Linked DNA regions of Mus musculus: region 1 is linked to region 2. Evidence: chromatin loops called from intact Hi-C (ENCODE). Cell type or tissue: gastrocnemius. All regions are shown on one strand. Each heading gives the region's core, and the rest is flanking DNA. Links, peaks and the distances in the headings are about the cores only.

The links. A loop is a pair of places that touch in the nucleus more often than their neighbours do. Peaks named below come from ENCODE experiments on the same cell type or tissue, not always from the same donor. Only the 100,000 strongest peaks of a DNase experiment are listed, where the experiment ranks them.
Region 1: a loop joins it to region 2, with 21 times the contacts of the local background. A loop is called at or near these places in 14 of 42 quality-filtered maps.

Annotation. Positions count from the first base shown.
Region 1 is chr6:131,704,226-131,712,673 of GRCm38, forward strand. No RefSeq gene overlaps it. Among named protein-coding and RNA genes, the nearest start is that of Tas2r114, 18 kb to the left of the region's middle. In gastrocnemius, for the core only: no CTCF peak of the experiment used is centred there; a DNase peak (open chromatin) is centred at 4,200.
Region 2 is chr6:131,843,478-131,851,925 of GRCm38, forward strand. No RefSeq gene overlaps it. Among named protein-coding and RNA genes, the nearest start is that of Tas2r114, 160 kb to the left of the region's middle. In gastrocnemius, for the core only: no CTCF peak of the experiment used is centred there; no DNase peak of the experiment used is centred there.

The sequences.
Region 1 (8,448 bases), core at 308-8,307, 140 kb before region 2:
ACTTGTCTGTCTCTATACCAGTACCATGCAGTTTTTATCACAATTGCTCTGTAGTAAAGCTTTAGGTCAGGCATGGTGATTCCACCAGAGGTTCTTTTATCCTTGAGAAGACTTTTTGCTATCCTAGGTTTTTTGTTATTCCAGATGAATTTGCAAATTGCTCCTTCTAATTCGTTGAAGAATTGAGTTGGAACTTTGATGGGGATTTCATTGAATCTGTAGATTGCTTTTGGCAAGATAGCCATTTTTACAATGTTGATCCTGCAAATCCATGAGCATGGGAGATCTTTCCATCTTCTGAGATCTTCTTTAATTTCTTTCTTCAGAGATTTGAAGTTTTTATCATATAGATCTTTCACTTCCTTAGTTAGAGTCATGCCAAGATATTTTATATTATTTGTGACTATTGAGAAGGGTGTTGTTTCCCTAATTTCTTTCTCAGCCTGTTTATTCTTGTATAGAGAAAGGCCATTTACTTGTTTGAGTTTATTTTATATCCAGCTACTTCACTGAAGCTGTTTATCAGGTTTAGGAGTTTTCTGGTAGAATTTTTAGGGTCACTTATATATACTATCATATCATCTGCAAAAAGTGATATTTTGACTTCCTCTTTTCCAATTTGTATCCCCTTGATCTCCTTTTGTTTTCGAATTGCTCTGGCTAATACTTCAAGTACTATGTTGAAAAGGTAGGGAGAAAGTGGGCAGCCTTGTCTAGTCCCTGATTTTAGTGGGATTGCTTCCAGCTTCTCTCCATTTACTTTGATGTTGGCTACTGGTTTGCTGTAGATTGCTTTTATCATGTTTAGGTATGGGCCTTGAATTCCTGATCTTTCCAAGGCTTTTATCATGAATGGGTGTTGGATCTTGTCAAATGCTTTTTCTGCATCTAATGAGATGATCATGTGGTTTTTGTCTTTGAGTTTGTTTATATAATGGATTACCTTGATGGATTTTCGTATATTAAACCATCCCTGCATCCCAGGAATAAAACCTACTTGGTCAGGATGGATGATTGCTTTAATGTGTTCTTGGATTCGGTTAGCGAGAATTTTATTGAGGATTTTTGCATCGATATTCATAAGAGAAATTGGTCTGCAGTTCTCTATCTTTGTTGGGTCTTTCTGTGGTTTAGGTATCAGAGTAATAGTGGCTTCATAAAATGAGTTGGGTAGAGTACCTTCTATTTCTATTTTGTGAAATAGTTTGTGCAGAACTGGAATTAGTTCTTCTTTGAAGGTCTGATAGAACTCTGCACTAAACCAGTCTGGTCCTGGGCTTTTTTTGGCTGGGAGACTATTAATAACTGCTTCTATTTCTTTAGGTGATATGGGACTGTTTAGATGATCAACTTGATCCTGATTCAACTTTGGTACCTGGTATCTGTCCAGAAATTTGTCCTTTTCGTCCAGGTTTTCCAGTTTTGTTGATTATAGCCTTTTGTAGAAGGATCTGATGGTGTTTTGGATTTCTTCAGGATCTGTTGTTATGTCTCCCTATTCATTTCTGATTTTTTAAATTTGGATTTTGTCCCTGTGCCCTTTAGTGAGTCTAGGTAAGGGTTTATCTATCTTGTTGATTTTCTCAAAGAACCAACTCCTCGTTTGGTTAATTCTTTGAATAGTTCTTCTTGTTTCCACTTGGTTGATTTCACCCCTGAGTTTGATTATTTCCTGCCGTGTACTCCTCTTGGGTGAATTTGCTTCCTTTTTTTCTAGAGCTTTTAGATGTTTTGTCAAGCTGCTAGTATGTGCTCTCTCCCATTTCTTCTTGGAGGCACTCAGAGCTATGAGTTTCCCTCTTAGAAATGCTTTTATTGTGTCCCATTGGTTTGGGTACGTTGTGGTTTCATTTTCATTAAACTCTAAAAAGTCTTTAATTTCTTTCTTTATTCCTTCCTTGACCAAGGTATCATTGAGAAGAGTGTTGTTCATTTTCCACGTGAATGTTGGCTTTCCATTATTTATGTTGTTGTTGAAGATCAGTCTTAAGCCATGGTGGTATGATAGGATACATGGGACAATTTCAATATTTTGTATCTGTTGAGGCCTGTTTTGTGACCAATTATATGGTCAATTTTGGAGAAGGTCCCGTGAGGTGCTGAGAAGAAGGTATATCCTTTTGTTTTAGGATAAAATGTTCTGTAGATATCTGTCAGGTCCATTTGTTTCATAACTTCTGTTAGTTTCACTGTGTCCATGTTTAGTTTCTGTTTCCACTATCTGTCCATTGATGAAAGTGGTGTGTTGAAGTCTCCCACTATTATTGTGTGAGGTGCAACGTGTGCTTTGAGCTTTACGAAAGTGTCTGTAATGAATGTGGCTGCCCTTGCATTTGGAGCATAGATATTCAGAATTGTGGGTTCCTCTTGGAGGATTTTACCTTTGATGTGTATGAAGTGTCCCTCCTTGTCTTTTTTGATAACTTTGGGTTGGAAGTCGATTTTATCCGATATTAAAATGGCTACTCCAGCTTGTTTCTTCAGACCATTTGCTTGGAAAATTGTTTTCCAGCCTTTCACTCTGAGGTAGTGTCCTTCTTTTTCCCTGAGATGGGTTTCCTGTAAGCAGCAGAATGTTGTGTCCTGTTTGTGTAGCCAGTCTGTTAGTCTATGCCTTTTTATTGGGGAGTTGAGACCATTGATATTAAGAGATATTAAGGAAAAGTAATTTTTGCTTCTTTTTATTTTTGTTGTTAAAGTTGGCATTCTGTTCTTGTGGCTGTCTTCTTTTAGGTTTGTTGAGGGATTATCTTCTTGTTTTTTCTAGGGCGTGGTTCCCGTCCTTGTATTGTTTTTTTTTTTTCTGTTATTATCCTTTGAAGGGCTGGATTCGTGGAGAGATAATGGGTGAATTTAGTTTTGTCGTGGAATACTTTTTTTCTCCATCTATGGTAATTGAGTTTGGCTGGTTATAGTAGTCTGGGCTGGAATTTGTGTTCTCTTAGTGTCTGTATAACATCTGTCCAGGCTCTTCTTGCTTTCATAGTCTCTGGTGAAAAATCTGGTGTAATTGTGATAGGCTTGCCTTTATATGTTACTTGACCTTTTTCCCTTACTGCTTTTAGTATTCTATCTTTATTTAGTGCATTTGATGTTCTGATTATTATGTGTCAGGAGGAATTTCTTTTCTGGTCCAGTCTATTTGGAGTTCTCTAGGCTTCTTGTATGTTCATGGGCATCTCTTTCTTTAGATTTGGGAAGTTTTCTTCAATAATTTTGTTGAAGATGTTTGCTGGTCCTTTGAGTTGAAAATCTTCATTCTCATCCACTCCTATTATCCGTAGGTTTGGTCTTCTCATTGTGTCCTGTATTTCCTGGATGTTTTGAGTTAGGATCTTTTTGCATTTTGTATTTTCTTTGATTGTTGTGCAGATGTTCTTTATGGAATCTTCTGCACCTGAGATTCTCTCTTCCATCTCTTGTATTCTGTTGCTGATGCTGGCATCTATGGTTCCAGATTTCTTTCCTAGGGTTTCTATCTCCAGCGTTGCCTCACTTTGGGTTTTCTTTATTGTGTCTACTTCCCTTTTTAGGTCTAGTATGGTTTTGTTCATTTCTATCACCTGTTTGGATGTGTTTTCCTGTTTGTCTATAAGGACTTCTTCCTGTTTGGTTGTGTTTTCCTGTTTTTCTTTAAGGACTTGTAACTCTTTAGCAGTGTTCTCCTGTATTTCTTTAAGTGAGTTATTAAATTCCTTCTTTATGTCCTCTACCATCATCATGAGAAATGCTTTTAAATCCAGGACTACCTTTTCAGGTGTGTTAGGATGCCCTGGACTGGGCGAAGTGGGAGTGCTGGGTTCTGATGATGGTGAGTGGTCTTGGTTCCTGTTAGTAGGATTCTTACGTTTACCTTTTGCCATCTGCAATCTCTGGAGTTAGTTGTTATAGTTGTCTTTGTTTAGAGATTGTTCCTCTGTTTATTTTGTTACCCTCTACTAGCAGACGTGGGAGACTAGCTCTCTCCTCTGAGTTTCAGTGGACAGAGCAGTCTCTGCAGGCAAGCTCTCCTCTTTCAGGGAAGGTGCACAGTTATCTGGTGTTTGGACCTCCTCCTGGCTGAAGATGACGGCCCAAAACAGGACCTTTCCCAGAAGTTGTGTTGCTTTGGCCAGGAAGGTGGCCGGTTCTCTGGAGCCGAAGATGGTGCCGCCTCAGAAGCTCTCTGGCTCTTGCTTGTCCCAGAAATGGCTGGCCTCTGTATTCCACACCGTCACCCGTGCAGCCTGCCCTCCGCAGCCTGCCCTCCGCGGAGTCCTGGAGCCAAGGAGGCTCCCGTTGGGGCCTGAGGCACAAACCTCTCGGGCTGGGGGATGCCTGTGCACTCACCAGGAAGGTGGCCGGTTGTCTCTCTCAGGCCCACTCTTAGAAGTGAGGTATGGTTTTATGCATCCAATTTCCACACCAATGACAATAAATGGTTTGGAACCACAGACTATTTCTTTTCATTGAAATCCTTTGTGGGGAGCCATGGAGGCCTTTGCTTACAGAGCCTCTGTCTAATCTCTTGTGGAAGAACTCTCTGCACTCCCAGACACAACTGCCACCAACCCTGCCACGTGTCAAGTCAATGACAATCACAATGGGACCTACTGGAGCTCACATCTCTGGCAGGTACCACCAAGATGAACAAGTATGTACTGGAGAAATGGGAGAGAAAGGAGAGAGGCAAACCTGGAGACAGGATAGCAGTGAGAAACAGCCTAATGTTGAAGAACCCTGCTATTATGGTTCATGTCCAGAGAGTTCTCTGATCTTGCTGCAAAATGGAGGACTCCCTTTCTCATTGAGGCTGCCTTTTCTCCCACTATCTTGGAGGCTCTCTCTGAATACAGATACCTGATATTATTTAGAGTATGAACCTAGGGCAGAGCTCTTTGCAAATGCTGCAGATACAGTTTACAAGTCTAGCTTAGGTTTCCTATCCATATGATAATTATGTATTGTGTTATGACTAATCAGCCCTTTTTACACACACACACTAAGAGTTCTTATATATACCCTACCCTCACAACAACAACAAAAAAAATGAGCTGTATCATTGAAGCTGTCTTTGGAAGTCCTTCCATCACACTGAGAGCCCTCCAAATCTTACTCATTGCTTCTGCTCCCTCCACACTCATGGGCTTGGCCACTGGCCAACAATGATGCCTCTCCCCACCTGTAGGAGAAGGGAGACTCACAGATAACCCCAGAACAGGGACCTCTGAATGCACAGAGTTTTTGTGGATCCCCCTAATTTAGTGGCAATTTTGCCTGACCATCTTTCCCAAGGATATGTCATTTCTGTACTTTGTTTAAATTTCAGTTTGTGACTTGGTTTAAGGTTTCAATATAGTTTGTAGAACAACTGAATCCTCTCAGTTAGGGTGACTCCCTGAGATTGGCCTACGGTTCTTAACCCTCTTTCTAGACCCTGACATCTTAATTGGGTGTAGGCTATAATCTTTGCATTGTTCACTGGGGGAAAAACTGGTCACTTAGCAACTAATTAAAAGACTCTTAAATCTGCAGTTAGGTCTGTAATTCTTGGAGTGTACTCAATTCTCCAGTGGTGAATTTGCCTCCAGAGCATTGAACTTTACTGGCCATATTTCCTCTCAATTCTTTTGAGTTGGAGATTTCAATATCATATCAGAGGGATTTCAAAATTTGTTTTGTATGGCCTTATTTAAATCAAGAGGAGATAAAATCTCCCATAGGAGGGCCTAGAATTCTGGAACAAAGTGCTTCAATTTACACCATGGATTCTTCCAGTAGATATTTCTGACCATGACATCTGGACCTGTGCTGCCTACCTGGAAGAAAATAGAAAATCCAGGAAGGTGATTTTTGCCCCTCTCTATCTTCCCTATGATATCTGCCATCAGTCAATGCATAGGGAAATAGCCAAACCTAAGGATCACCTGTTAGAAGAAAAACCACAGGAAGATAACAGGGAAGACTCAATGAGGAGAAAGGTTCTGAGGAGTATCCAGTGACTGATTTAGACATTCTAGAAAAGGCAGTTGCCTTAATTAGATAGAAATTAATTAAATTCCACAGAAACTTAGGATACCCAAGATATAAGATACAACTTGCCAAACACATGAAATTCAAGAAGAACGAAGACCAAAGTGTGGACACTTTACCCTTTCTTAGAAATGGGAGCAAAACACCCATGGAAGGAGTTACAGAGACAAAATTTGGAGCTGTGATGAAAGGATGGACCATCTAGTGATTGCCATATGCAGGGATCCATCCCATAATCACCTTCCAAATGCTGACACCATTGCATACACTAGCAAGATTTTGCTGATAGGACCCAGATATAGCTCTCTCTTGTGAGACTATGCCGGGGCCTAGCAAACACAGAAGTGGATGATCACAGTCAGCTATTGGATGGGTCACACGGCCCCCAATGGAGGAGCTAGAGAAATTACCCAAGGAGCTAAAGGGAACTGCAACCCGATAGGTGGAACAACAATATGAACTAACCAGTACCCGGGAGCTCTTGTCTCTAGCTGCATATGTATCAAAAGATGGCCTAGTTGGCCATCATTGCAAAGAGAGGCCCATTGGACTTGCAAACTTTATATGCCCCAGTACAGGGGAACTCCAGGGCCAAAAAGGGGGAGTGGGTGGGTAGGGGATTGGGAGTGGGTGGATATGGGGGACCTTTGGGATAGCATTGAAAATGTAAACGAGGAAAATACCTAATAAAAAAAGAAATTAATTAAATTAATTTGTAATCTACAATACCTCTCCCATGTTTACTCCCTCTACAGCTCTATGAGCCCTCATTGGCTACAAAGGATAAAAAACCTTAAGAGGAAGGCTCTGAGATGCACACAGATGAACCCCCCTTTCCCTACAACCTCAGTCACAGTAACTGTACCATCATCCTCCATGGCTATTGGGCAGCATCTCAGAGATGTTGGAAACAATTATTCGAGATCCCTCAGCCACAATGGCACAAGGATCCAGAGCCTAAACCCATAGGGACTTTTCCCATTAACCCAAGTGTATTCAGACATTATCTACTTGATTGGTATCCTATCCTGGTAGCACAACTAAGAGTTATATTAATCCATCCTTGAGGGCAGAATTCATGTCCCATGGGGGCAAATGTATTTTACAATGTTTCAATAGCACCATTTTTTTTTGAAATAAGAAAAAAATATATTTCAAAGTTAACATCATGGTTATAAAAGCATGTACTTTTAACCCTTAGGGTCAGGGCTTAATGAATTTTCTTTTTTCTTTTTTCTTTTCCATTTTTTATCAGGTATTTAGCTCATTTACATTTCCAATGCTATACCAAAAGTCCCCCATACCCACCCACCCACACTCCCCTACCCACCCACTCCCCCTTTTTGGCCCTGGCGTTACCCTGTACTGGGGCATATAAACTTTGCGTCTCCAATGGGCCTCTCTTTCCAGTGATGGCCGACTAGGCCATCTTTTGATACATATGCAGCTAGAGTCAAGAGCTCCAGGGTACTGGTTAGTTCATAATGTTGTTCCACATATAGGGTTGCAGATCCCTTTAGCTCCTTGGGTACTTTCTCTAGCTCCTCCATTGGGAGCCCTGTGATCCATCCATTAGCTGACTGTGAGCATCCACTTCTGGGTTTGCTAGGCCCCGGCATAGTCTCACAAGTGACAGCTACATCTGGGTCCTTTCAATAAAATCTTGCTAGTGTATGCAATGGTGTCAGCGTTTGGATGCTGATTATGGGGTGGATCCCTGGATATGGCAGTCTCTACATGGTCCATCCTTTCATCTCAGCTCCAAACTTTGTCTCTGTAATTCCTTCCATGGGTGTTTTGTTCCCACTTCTAAGGAGGGGCATAGTGTCTACACTTCAGTCTTCATTTTTCTTGAGTTTCATGTGTTTAGTAAATTGCATCTTATATCTTGGGTATCCTAGGTTTTGGGCTAATATCCACTTATCAGTGAGTACATATTGTGTGAGTTCCTTTGTGAATGTGGTACCTCACTCAGGATGATGCCCTCCAGGTCCATCCATTTGGCTAGGAATTTCATAAATTCATTCTTTTTAATAGCTGAGTAGTACTCCATTGTGTAGATGTACCACATTTTCTGTATCCATTCCTCTGTTGAGGGGCATCTGGGTTCTTTCCTCAATAGCACCTTTTAACCCTCCAAGACTGGAGAAATATATGCCAATCTACTCCTTTTAGTCTTGTTTATATAATAGAAAGCCCTGTTTAGAGATGAATGTCAGATGTAGACTAGAAAAATATAACCTATAATCAAGAAATAGGACCACAACAAGGACAAAAATACCCCTATTCAGTTAATTAATTGGAACTACTACCAATTGTAAGGCTAGTGTAATTTCTCCATAGGGATTCAGCAGGCCTTAGTCTCTACTGGCAGCTTTGAGCAGGTATGCTTATGTGCACTTCAGGCCTGGGGCCATTTAACACCCTTGAGCACCA
Region 2 (8,448 bases), core at 219-8,218:
AGTTTCACTGAGGTTTTGAGTTTAATTTCCCTGATAATTACTGATATGCATTTTGCTTATGCAATTGTCACTCATTTCTCAGGTGTATTGAAACTGTGGTTACTGAGTTTTTATACATATATATGTAATATATATTTATATATGTTCTCAATATTAATATATGTGTATGCAAATATTAATATGATATGTATATTAACCTCATTTCAATATAAATTTTTGCCATTCTGGAAGTTGTCTACTCACTCTTCTATATTTTTTTGGAAGTACAAAAGCTTATTTGGCCTGTCTGTTTTAGGATTTTTTTTTTACTTTATTTTATTTTATCTCTTGACATTTTATATATTTTCTCTTGTAATCACAGTTGTTAAATTTAATTATTATTTGATTCTTTGAGAATTTTACATCCTGCATCCCAATTCCACACATTTCCTTGTTCCTTCAATATCTACTTTCTGCATTTGCAACACTCCTCAAATTTTTGGGTGGGGAGTATGGAAGCTGCAGTGTGCAACCATGTGTCACACAGATATCCTCTAGCTCATATATCTTTAATTGCAAATTATAATTTCAATGAGTCACCGGTCTAGTTCCAGGCCTCTGGCTTCTGATATACTATCAATACTAGATCCTCATGGGAATTCCTCTTGGATATCTTGCTGTTGCCCTGTATGATGGAGATACTGCAGCTTTGGATTTGTAGGATTGCCCCCTTCATATACTCCAGCAGTTCATAGATGCTTTCGATGTTTAGGTAGGCAAACTCAAAGCCCTGAATCTGGGCCTGCCTGTTATTCTCCATCCACACCACTAGAGTGAGATCCCCATTACTGGTCTGGCTAGATTACCCAATGTTGTAGCTGTCAAGAGGCAATACAAGTTATTTACTCTAATGCCAGTAGGAACATCTCTATTGTGTTGCCCAGGTGAGGTACACGACTGTTCTCTAGAATGCAGCCCAGACTGAGGATTACAGTCAGATCTCCTGGCTGCTGTAGGTGGCAAAGGGCAAGAGGGAAGGAATTGCAACTCTATTGTCTATGCCACTGCACTTCAGACATGTGGTAGGGCCAGCTGTCTCCCACTCACGTCCTCAGGACTGGCTCAACTGCACAATTCCACCACTGTCTTATCCATTGTTCTGCCTAAGGAAGATGGATGTCCTTTTCTTCATTGTTCTGCAGCTGGTAAGGGGACAGAGACAGTTCTCCTGGTCTCAGACCTTTGGGCCAACTTTCCCATGATTACCAGTTGAGAAGTAGGGCTGGTTCCACACAGCCCTCAGACATCAATATATATTCAGGTGGGACTCCAGATCAGCAAGATAACCCTTCTGCTACAGGGTTCAGACACAGACATGATTCTTGGCAGGAGCATGAGACAGGACCTCATCATTGCCTTAGGATGCATTGCAGGATATTTATGTCAGGCTGCTCTTCATTTTCCCCAAGTCTCCAGCACTGTCTCTCTTCTGTGCATACATTCTTCTGATTCTCTTTATCTTTCCATTTCTCCAACACTTTCTTGCTTATAGCAGGTGTCACCTGGGGCCTCTGGGTGTCTGGAGACTCAGGAGTGCTATGACCCGACTTGTGTCATATACTGGGCAGGGGTTTTCTCTGGCATAGTTTACTGTCTAGGCTTCTTGGCACTGGACTGAGAGGTCATCTTATACATTTTTTTTTGTCTGTCTCGGCCACATACTAGGCTGGGAGTCATCTCTTGTATGGTCGGCCTACCTGTGTACAGTGATACCAGGTAGGGGTTGCTTTGGAGTGTTCTGTGAACCCAGGCTGAGCTACTTGTTGCAATTTATTTAAATAACTTCTTTTAAAATGTGTTTTAGTGTAGATACTTCCAGAAAATAAATAATGCATCTCTACTCCACCACTGTTTCACAGCTTGAGTAATTCTTAGCTCAGTCATGCATTACTCATTCCTAAGATTCTGCAAACTCAATTGTCATCAATAGAGAATCCATACCACATGGTAAAGAATAAAGTAGGGTAACTGCAGTCTCATTTCTGTCTGGTCTTCATTATGGTCTCTAAGAACCCCTGACACTGCCAGTGATTGGGAGTCTGTGGACCTTGAGCCTGGTCCTTGGTCAAGCTAAAGGTTTGAAGCCTTGGATACCCTGAAGAGATGTTAAGAGCTTTGCTTGCTCCCAGGCACCAGGCCTCTGTCATGTAGTCACAGATCCCCATAGATTTGTGGCCATCTGTAATATAAGTGCAATGCCCCAATCCATTCCACATATATATGAGGCACCCCTAGCATCTCAGACCAAGACAACAGGAAAAGAGACATGACCTGTGGTCACATAGGCTCAAGACAGAGATCTCCATTCTAGTGAGATACCCAGAGGAGCAGAGGGTATTGTCAATAAGATTTCCTTCCCAGACATCCTCCCTGCAAAAGATATTTAATCTCAGACCCACTCTGAGAATTAAGTTATGGTTTTATGCATCCATGTTCTACACTACTGACAATAAGTGGTTTGGAACCATAGACTGTCTTTTTTTTTCAATGAAATCATTTGTGGGGAGCCATGGAGAAGGCCTTTGCCTACAGAACTGCTGTCTAATCTCCCATAGAAGAACTCTCTGCACTCCCAGTCACAACTGCCACCAATCCTGCCACCTGACAAGTCAATGACAATCACTGTGGGACCTACTGGAGCTCCCCTTCCCCTTCCCTGCCCCCAAGCCCCCAGCCTGAGGACTCCCACTCTATTCTCAGCTGTTCCAGGACTCCTAGTGGTGCCTGAATTCCCAAGAGCCTGAGAACCCTATGACCCTGGCCTTGTTGCCTGGAATCCCCTGAGTCAGCTCTGGCTTTCCTATGACTCAGATTCCCTTCCCCAACCCTGGAGCAGTGTCCTGGTGCTTCCTAACAGCACATACCACCCTGGTGGTACAGTGGACTCAAGGAAACCACAACCTTGCAAGTGAATGCTACCTCTTCATGCATGACTTCTCTCTTTTGAGCTTACTGTTACTAGCTTGCTCTTCATTAGGACCCTCAAGCTACCACACACAACTGGGAGAAAAAGATATCACACCAATTTCCTGATGGGACCCTTCAATTGCTCTATGTGGCCTTGAAAGCCAAGCTCAAACCATACTTCCAGGATAGACTTGTTTCATTTTTTAAAGCTGCTGAAGTCACCAGATTTTAGCAAAGAAGCAGAAGACCCAGTATGAAAAGTATAGTTCCAATCATTAGATGAACCAAGGAAAATCCAGATTATTAACCTATTATGAATTATACCCCCTCAAAAAACAAACATTGTAAACACCTCCATAGAGCAAACAAAGGTGACTTGAACAATACAAAAGGAAATCATTACCAACGAACTCTAGATGTTCAAATCGGAGTTTAGAAAACCAAGAACAAAATCCCATCAAACAAGCAAACAAACCATTTCCCACCAAATAATCAAAATATCCCATCTACTCCAAAAATTACAAATTCTATAGAAATGGCTCGTAATGAAAATTACCTGAAAGAACATGCATAATAAGATTTTGCAAGACTTGGGTGGGGCCTCACATCTCTGGTCAGCTGGCAGGTACCACCAAGATGAACAAGTATGTGCTGGAGAAATAGGAGAGAGAGAAGAGAGGTGAAACTGGAGACAGGGTAGCAGTGAGAAACAGCCTAATGTTGCAGAACCCTGCTATTATGGTTCATGTTCAGAGAGCTCTCTGATCTTGGTGCAAAATGGAGGACTCCCTTTCTCACTGGGGCTGCCCTTTCTCCCCCCAACTTGGAGATTATCTTTGAATTCAGATACCTGATATTATTTGGAGTATGACCCTAGGGCAGAGCTTTTTGCAAATGCTGCAAACTCAGTTCACAATTCCAGCTTTAGTTTCCTATCCATATGATAATTGGGTATTGTGTTATGATCAATCAGCCCTTTTTACACACACCCTAAGAGTCCTTATATATACCTTACCTTCCCAACAACAATAACAACAACAAAAAAATGAGCTGTCTCATTGAAGCTGTTTTTGGATGTCCTTCCATCACACTGAGAGTCCTCCAAACATTACTAATTGCTTCTGCTCCCTCCACACTTGTGGGCTTGCTCCCTCACCCCACCTTCAGGAGAAGGGAGACTCACAGATGACCCCAGAACAGGGACCTCTGAATGCACAGAGTTTTTGTGGATCCCCCTAATTTAGTGGCATTTTTGCCTGACCATCCCTCCCAAGGATATGTCATTTCTGTACTTTGTTTTAATTTCAGTTTGTGACTTGGTTTAAAGTTTTGATATAGTTTGTAGAACAACTGAAGTCTCTCAGTCCAGGTGACTCCCTGAGATTGGCCTACGGTTCCTAACACTCTTTCTAAACCCTGACATCTTAATTGGGTGTAGGATATAATCTTTCCATTGCTCACTGGGAGAAAAAACTGATCACTTAGCAACTAATTAAAAGTCTGTTAAATCTGAAAAGGATATTTTCTGAGAATTTAAAATATTACATAAAACTGACTGAACAACTAAACAGCAAACACAGAAATTCTGAATAATGTCTTCATTGTATGTTCATTGTAAAAATTGCCCTGAATCTAAATTTTAAATAGTCAATAGCTGGGGCTCAACATTCCAGTGTGTTTCCTGCTATGCACAAGAAGCATTGGTAAAAACAAGGAGTAATTAATTGGTATATGAAAAGGGGGCATTTTTTCCTCACTACAACAAGTAGAGAACCAATAACAGCGAGGCTAAACTTAAGAGGATTTTGCTCACGCCAGCTCCACCTAGCACAGGTTCTGAAGTGAGGCCTTTGTCACATGAACACCTGACCCTAGAGTCCAAGGTCTTCCAGGTGAAGAGAATGTTCTTAATGTTTTATCAGAATTGATCACGTGAGTGAAAGATGAACAATGTATAAAATGTCATAAGAAAAATGGAGGACAGAAACACGGGCAGGATGTCATAATGAAAATTTAGGTTCTCAATGTCAGTGAGGCCACAGGAGAGTTGTTTATTATTGCATGTTGTAACTTGAGGGCATTATGAGTCACAGGGTCCAAAATACTCAAAGCTTGAGACAGGGTGTTATCTATTCTTTGTTTTGGATCCCTGTCATTTCTTCAGTCTTTCAATAATAATTATGCTCTACTGTCATGTTCTCTGGACCAGGAAATGTCAGCTTTAAACATACTAAATTCTGTTTTTGAATTGGGTGTAATTATCATTGGCAGAAGGTGTTCTCTCTGCTTATATTAAATCTACTTGCAGATAGAGTGCCCCAACTTTGAGCAATTAATGAAGTTTATGTCTTCCATTCTGTAGAACAATTGACAACTAATATGAACCATTTTATATTAAAACTTTTATATTAATATGCATAGAACTGATCTAGGACGCTTAAAGTATTGTCATCTATGCTCTTCTTACTGACACATCCCTTTAAACTTTTACAATTATAAATCTCTTCAGTAATCACTGCCAAGTATTACAGTCCATACTCAAGTCTTTAGTAACATCCACTGTCTTCACTAGGTTGCTAAAATTTTTAATTTTTAGTCTTTTGTGTGTGACCTGTATCATCTATTGTCCCCAAGACATCCTGGTCCTTTGGAGTTCTCCATTAACTCTTTTTACTGATTACTTACTATTTTCTAATAACTGCAAAAGTATTTATGACCTTTATCTGAAAAATTACATTCATGTCCAGACAGATAATTTTATGTGTGTATACCATTTTATACCTCATAGGATTTAGGACAGGAAGCATTGATCATGAGACAAATGCATGCTCAGCCTCAGGCAAGCAAGCTGAATGCTTAATATCCTGAGAATCAAAACATGACATTTCCTGTGACTGTCCGTATTTTCCTATAGTGACTTCCATTTTTGCTATACACAATGCTAAGAAGACAGAACTACTCTTAACTTTCTTAGTTTCTCTTTTCAGTTTATTCAGTGCCAGATTTTTCTCAGATATCACTCTATGCTCTCTACCTTTAGTAATTCTTCATACATTTCAAAATTCTCTGTTCAACATTGCGTGTCAATTTCAAAAAGTAGGATGATATTGTTTTCTATGTTTGTTTGTTTGTTTGTTTTTAAATCCTACATCCCTCTGAAAAGGTCAAAAGACAACTGTGATTTGCCTATGAATTTTATAAATTAATTTTTTTAATAGCTGAGATGAACTTTATTGTGTAAATGTACTACATTTTCTGTATCCATTCCCTTGTTGAGAGGCATCTGTGTTTTTTCCAGGTTCTGGATATTATAAATATGGCTGCTATGAACATAGTGAGCATGTGTTCTTATTACATGTTGGAGCATATTCTGGGTAATGGAATGATATTGCTGGGTCCTCAGGTAGTACTATGTCCAATTTTCTGAGGAACTACGAAACAGATTTCCATCGTGGTTGTACCAGCTCTTAATCCTAGTAGCAATGGAGGAGTGTTCCTCTTTCGCAACATCCTAGCCAGCATCTGCTGTCACCTGAGTTTTTGATGTTAGCCATTCTGACTGATGTGATGTGGGATCTCTGGGTTGTTTTGATCTGTATTTTCCTGATGACTAAGGATGTTGAACATTTTTTTAGGTGCTTCTCAACCATTTGGTATTCGTCAGTTAAGAAATCTTTGTTCAGCTCAGTATCCCATTTTTTAATATTTTAATTTTTTTCTGGAGTCTAACTTCTTCAATTCTTTACATATTTTGGATATTGGCCCTCTATTGGATGTAGGATTGGTGAAGATATTTTCCAAATCTGTTGATGGCCTTTTTGTCTTCTTGACAGTGTCCTGTATCTTATCGAAACTTTTCAATATTATGAGGTCCCATTTGTCAACTTTTTATCTTACATCCCAAGCCATTGGTGTTCTGTTCAGGAATTTTTCCCCTGTACCCATATGTTTGAGGCTCTTCCCAACGTTCTCTTGTAAAGTTTAATGTATCTGGCTTTATGTGAAGCTCCTTAATCTGCTTGGACTTAAGCTTTGTACAAGGAGAAAAAATACTTTGATTTGACTTCTTCTGCATGGTAACTGCCAGTTGAGCTAGCATAATTCGTTGAAAATGCTGTCTTTTATCAACTGCATAGTTTTAGCTCCTTGGTCAAAGATCAAGTGACCATAGTTGTGTGGGTTCATTTCTGGCTCTTCAATTCTATTCCACTCTTATATCTGCCTATTACTGCACCAATACCATACAGTTTTATCACAGTTTCTCTGTAGTAAAGCTTGAGGTCAGGGAAGATGATTCCCCCAGAAGTACTGTTATTGTTGAGACTAGTTTTTGCTATCCTGGTTTTTATTTGTTTGATTGTTTGTTTGACATTCCAGATGAATTTGGAAATTGCTCTTTCTAAGTCAAGAAGTGGAAAGACCAAAGTATGGATGATTCAGTTCTATGTGAAAGGGGGAACGAAATAATCAAGGGAGGAAGAGAGGAGTAAGAGAGGAAGGATCTGGTATGGGGGTTGACAGGGGAGTACTAGAGAGTGTCAGGAAATTGAAGAGAGGTATATAGCAGCAGGGGATGGGGACGTGGGGATAGTCATAATAGCCAAGAAAGACTATCCAAGGACCTAACTAACTGGGATGATATTAGCTAAAATACCCAACAAATTATAGAGATCCTATAGGTTAGTCATGTCCCCCAGTTAAGGGATAAGGCCACCCACCTATATCAAAAATTTTAACCCAGAATTGCACCTGTCTAAAGGAAATACACTGACAAAAATGTAGAAGAGACTGAAGGAAAGGCCATCCAGAGACTGTCCCACCTCAGGATCCATTCCATGTGCAGACACCAAACCCAGGTACTATTGTAGATGCTAAGAAGTGCTTGCGGAAAGGAGGCTGATATCACTGCCTCCTGAGAAGCTCTCCTAGAGCCTGACAAATACAAAGGTGGATGATTGTAGCCAACCATGGAACTGAGTATGGGGATGTCTATGAGCTGTTACAGGACAGACTTAAGAAGCTGAAGGAATTTTCAACCCCATAGCAAGAACTGAAATATCGATGAACCATATCACCCTGAGCTCCCAGGAACTAAACTGCCAACCAAAGAGTACATATAGATGGGCCCATGACTCCAGCTACATATGTAGCAGAGGATGGCCTTATCTGGCATCAATGGGAAGGGAGGCCCTTGGTCTTGTGAAAGCCTGATACACATTGTATGGGAGTTCTAAATTGGTTCGGTAGTATTGGGTGGCTGGGGGAATCCTCTCAGAGACACAGGGGGAGAAAGTATGGAATGAGGGTTTGAAGATGGTAAACCTAGAAAGCAGATAGCATTTGAGACATAAATCAATAATGTAATCAATAAAAAAGTGCATTAAACCAATGTAGACATCAGTGAACCAATTCAAACATGGGATACAGGTCTAAACAAAAATACTTGGCAGATTTATGTAATGGCTAAAATGGTCTTAAATGAAAGAAGTGATCACCATCCTT